Regions from separate parts of the Homo sapiens genome. Here region 1 is linked to region 2. The links are chromatin loops, found by intact Hi-C in ENCODE. Cell type or tissue: psoas muscle. All regions are shown on one strand. Region 1 overlaps AKAP9 (A-kinase anchoring protein 9). Region 2 overlaps KRIT1 (KRIT1 ankyrin repeat containing).

The links. Peaks named below come from ENCODE experiments on the same cell type or tissue, not always from the same donor. Only the 100,000 strongest peaks of a DNase experiment are listed, where the experiment ranks them.
Region 1: a loop joins it to region 2, with 3 times the contacts of the local background. A loop is called at or near these places in 14 of 110 quality-filtered maps.

Annotation. Positions count from the first base shown.
Region 1 is chr7:92,101,329-92,103,828 of GRCh38, reverse strand. AKAP9 (A-kinase anchoring protein 9) reads right to left here. Exons shown (of 50, transcript NM_005751.5): 46 at 1,003-1,235. Among named protein-coding and RNA genes, the nearest start is that of CYP51A1, 32 kb to the left of the region's middle. In psoas muscle, no CTCF peak of the experiment used is centred here; no DNase peak of the experiment used is centred here.
Region 2 is chr7:92,211,140-92,213,639 of GRCh38, reverse strand. KRIT1 (KRIT1 ankyrin repeat containing) reads left to right here. Exons shown (of 19, transcript NM_194454.3): 17 at 239-445. Among named protein-coding and RNA genes, the nearest start is that of MIR1285-1, 8.3 kb to the right of the region's middle. In psoas muscle, no CTCF peak of the experiment used is centred here; no DNase peak of the experiment used is centred here.

The DNA of each region.
Region 1 (2,500 bases), 110 kb after region 2:
TTAGCAATGAAGAAAATGAATGTACGCCAGCCTAAGAAGTAATTTGTCAACCACATTTTTAAATTTTATAATCTTTTATTTATTTACATGTGTGAGCTTGTTCATGGGCTTATTCAGATTTTTTTTTTTTTTTTGAGACAGAGTCTTGCTCTGTCACCGAGGCTGGAGTGCAGTGGCGCGATCTCAGCTCACTGCAAGCTCCACCTCCCAGGTTCATGCCATTGTCCTGCCTCAGCCTCCCAAGTAGCTGGGACTACAGGCACCCGCCACCACGCCTGGCTAATTTTTTTGTACACTTTTAGCAGAGATGGGGTTTCAGCATAGCCAGGATGGTCTCAATCTCCTGACCTCACGATCTGCCGGCCTCAGCCTCCCAAAGTGCTGGGATTACAGGTGTGAGCCACCATGCCCGGCCTTTTTTTTTTTTTTTTTTTTTTTTTTGACAGAGTCTCACTCTGTCACATGGCTGGAGTGTAGTGGCGCCGATCTCGGCTCACCGCAACCTCCGCCGCCCAGGTTCAAGTGATTCTCCTGCCTCAGACTCCCAAGTAGCTGGGACTACAGGTGCCTGCCACTACGCCCAGCTAATTTTTTGTTTTTTTAGTAGAGATAGGGTTTCACCATGTTGGCCAGGCTGGTCTCGATCTCCTGACCTTGTGATTCGCCTGCCTTGGCCTCCCAAAGTGCTGGGATTACAGGCATGAGGCACCACGCCTGGCCCAGATTGTTTTCTAAAAGGCAGCCGTGATTGGATAGGCCAGCTCTGAGTCACCAGCTGCCTGGACCTAGGAAGGCCCTTTTCATAGTTTACACATACCCTGCCAGTATTCCTGCTAAATGAATGAAAACCTAGAAAAAAAAAGCAGACATGCTTCAGTGATGGCACATACCTCCTACTATATAAATATAGAGTATAACCAGCAGAGAATAGAGGGAGAATTAAAAATAACTAATCCTTTTAGAGAGTCTACTAGTAAAATGCATTTTCCTTCAAGTCTTTACCTGGAAATTGCAATGGATACTCTGACGGCCGACCGAAACCTGGTGAAGCCCTTTGGGCGATTGGTGATCACCTCTAGATCCGTGAAAGCTGGCTGCCCCCCCATCCGGGCAAGCAGGGCCAAGGTGGCATCTTCACATTCCTGGAACCCACCCAGTAACAGCAGCAGGTATTTCTTCTGGTAAATGAGAGCCTTTCGAAAACTTTCTGCCCTCAAGTATTTACCATAAATTCTCTATATTTAGGGAAGAGAAGAATGTAAAGACATTAAGAAAACATTCACCCTGCTCTCTAGGGGAAAATAACCTAGATTTTAACAAGTAGTGGTGGTGGTGGTGGTAGTAGTAGTAGTAGTAGTAGTAGTAGTAGTAGTAGTAGTAATAGTAAAACGGCAGGTTCCTATCACTGTTTTCTACTTTATCAGCAAAGTTGAAATTTCAGATAAATTAACCTTTACACTTTTGCCTCTATTAGTCAATGGAGTCTGAATACTAATATTATAGTTAGGCTTCTTGTTTCTTTTAGGTTTTAGCCCTCATTAATCATATTAATTGCAAATATTTTTGTCATCCCAATTTTTTTTTTAATTGTACAGAGCTATTTTTATTAGGGTCACTAATCTATCTATTTATTTATTTATTTATTTATTTATTTATTTTTTTTTTAAATTTATGAGACGGAGTCTCACTCTGTCACCCATACTGGAGTTTAGTGGCGTGATCTCGGCTCACTGCAACCTCCGTCTCCCAGATTCAAGCAATTCTCCTGCCTCAGCCTTCCAAGTGGCTGGGATTACAGGCGCCCACCACCATGCCTGGCTAATTTTTGTATTTCTAGTAGAGATGGGATTTCACCATGTTGGCCAGGCTGATCTCGAACTCCTGACCTCAGTGATCCACCCACCTTGGCCTCCCGAAGTGCTGGGATTACAGGTGTGAGCCACCAGTGCCTGGCCTAATCTAACTTTTTAAATGTTAATGTTTTCTATCCCTTCAGAGTCATAAACTGGAATAAATGTTCCAAAAGTTTTTCTTTTTGTTTTGAATTTTATGTTGACTGATTAAGGTAGTTTTAACAACATTCATTATTAGTCACCGGAGAGGCTTTTCAGAGGGCTTACCATTTTACAGAGTATGATGTTCTTACATTGACAATAGTAGAGCTTTTGTTAGGAGTTGAAAAGATACCATTCTTTTGGTCTATTAGGGATGAAACCAGGGAAAGTGGAACCATGAGCCCAGGCTGCCACTGTGACCATTAATAAAGGTTAATCTGGTCCCAGTCCTGGGCATGCCTTTCCAGAAACCTCTGTGACCTGCATTCATGACAAAGACTGAATAAAAAGACCTAGAGACAAAACCTGAATACTATCTACATTTTTTTTTTTTTTTTGAGACGGAGTCTCACTCTGTGGCCCAGGCTGGAGTGCAGTGGCGCGATCTCGGCTCACTGCAACCTCCGCTTCCTGGGTTCAAGCGATTCTCCTGCCTGGGACAGTAG
Region 2 (2,500 bases):
TATCCATGCCCGTGAAGCAATTAAAACCCAATAACATAGACAGTATTTTTAGACCTCAATTTTTTTTTTTAATATTAACATCACAAGAGAAAAAGTACTCCTGATACAATGTGCCATAATTTTATTCTTTAGGGGCAATCTTGATTTTAGAAACTGCTTAGTTGATCTATTTGGATTATCAATGGTACATTTTCCTTTCATATCTCTTTTATTTTTAATTTACCTTGTTTGTTTTTAGAATCTCAGTACAAGTGAAGGTGTCAGTAAAGAAATGCATCACCTTCAGCGCATGTTCTTACAGAATTGCTGGGAAATTCCTACTTATGGAGCAGCATTTTTCACAGGACAGATATTTACAAAGGCAAGCCCCAGCAATCATAAAGTCATCCCTGTGTATGTAGGAGTGAATATAAAAGGACTTCATCTCCTCAACATGGAAACTAAGGTAGATTTTCAGCTCTTTTTTACCAATCATGTCATATAATAGTTAAAACAACAGTACCAACCTACATGAAGAATTTAGAAATGGCATATATACAAGACTGTTCATTGCAACTCATTCATTACATAAGAGGAAGGGGGACACTAAATCACTGTCAGTAAGGCGTTAATATTATATTACATTTCTGCATTAGAATACCCTTCAGCCATAAAAAAGAATAAAGAGTATTTTTGTGTAGAATGATCTGCAAGATACATTTAATGAAAAAGCAAGGTGCTGAACAATATGTAATATGCTGCCTACTCTTGCTATTAAAATGGGAGGAAATGAGGATGATTTTTACATAAATACATATTGCTTGTATATGCATAAAATATTTCTTGAAGCCTTTAGAGAAGGGAACCAGGTAACTAGGAATAAAAGTAAGGAGGGAAACTTTTCATTACATACCTATCTAGTTCAGGCCACTATAACAAAGCCCTATAGACTGATTGGCTAATGAACAACAGAAGTTTTATTTCTCACAGTTCTAGAAACTGGAAGTCTGAGATCAGCGTGCTAGCGGGGTTGGATTCTAGTGAGAGCGTTTTTCTGGGTTGGAGACTGCTGACATCTCCTTGTAGCCTCATATGGCAGAAAGAATGAGGGAGTTATCTTGGGGTCCCTTTTATAAAGGCATGAATCCCATTCATGTGGGCCCTGCTCTCATAAATTATGGCATAATTACTTCTCAAAGGCTCTACCTCCCAATACCATCACTTTAGGAGTTAGGATTTCAACATACCAATTTTGGGAGGCAGGACACAAACATTCAGTCCATAACAATGCCATTTTGCAACTTGAAAGTTTTAACTGTGTGATTATGTTGCCTGTTTAAAACATTTGTTAGGTTAATTGAAAAAGATGAAAAAAAGAAAAATATTATATGTGACACAAGGGCTTCACTTTGAAAAATTAGAATTAGTACAAGAACCTTTTGGGGAGCAGGATGAAGTATGGAAGGGATTGAATATCCACTAGAATACTTCAGAGCTTCTTTCTTGTTTTTTGTTTTTCACATTTAAACATTTTTTTATTTATGTATTTATTTTTTGAGACAGGGTCTCACTCTGTTCCCCAGGCTGGAGTTCAGTGGTGCAATCATAGCTCACTGCAGCTTTGAACTCATGGACTCAAGCAATCCTCCTACCTCAGCCTCCTGAGTAGCTGGGACTATAGGCACGTAACACCATGCCTGGCTTTTTTTTTTTGTTGTTTTTTGTTTTCTTTCAGAGACAGGATCTTGTTATGTTGCACAGTTTGGTCTCAAACTCCTGGCCTCAAATGATCCTCCTGCCTCAGCTTCCCAAAGTGCTGGGATTACAAGCATGAACCACTGGGTCCCACTCATTTTTTTAATTGATACATAGTAGTTGTACATATTTATGAGGTACATGTCATATTTTGATACATGCATATAATATGTAATGATCAAATCAGGGTAATTAGGAAATTCATCACCTTAAATATTTATCATTTCTTTGTATTGGGAACATTTCAACTTATCTCTTAGCTATTTTGAAATATACAATAAATTATTAACTATAGTCACCCTAGTGTACTATGAAACACGGCAACTTATTCATTCTATCTAACTGTATGTTTGTACCCGTTAACTGACCCTCTCCTTATTCCTACCCTACCCTACCCTTCCCAGCTCTGGTAATCATCATTCAACTCTCTACCTCCTTGACATCAACGTCTCACGTATATGAGAACATAGGGTATTTGACTTTCTGTGCCTGGCTAATTTCACTTAACAAAATGACCTCCAATTCCATTCATGTTGTTGCGAATGCAAGATTTCATTCTTTTTTATGGCTGAATAATATTTCATTGTGCATATATACCACGTTTTCTTTATTCATTCATCTGTTGGGAGACACTTAGGTTGATTCCATATCTTTGCTATTGTGAATAGTGCTGCAGTCAACATGGGGTTGCAGGATCCCACTGATTTCCTTTCCTTTGGAAGAATACTCAGTAGTGAGATTGCTGGTTCATATGGTAGTTTTATTT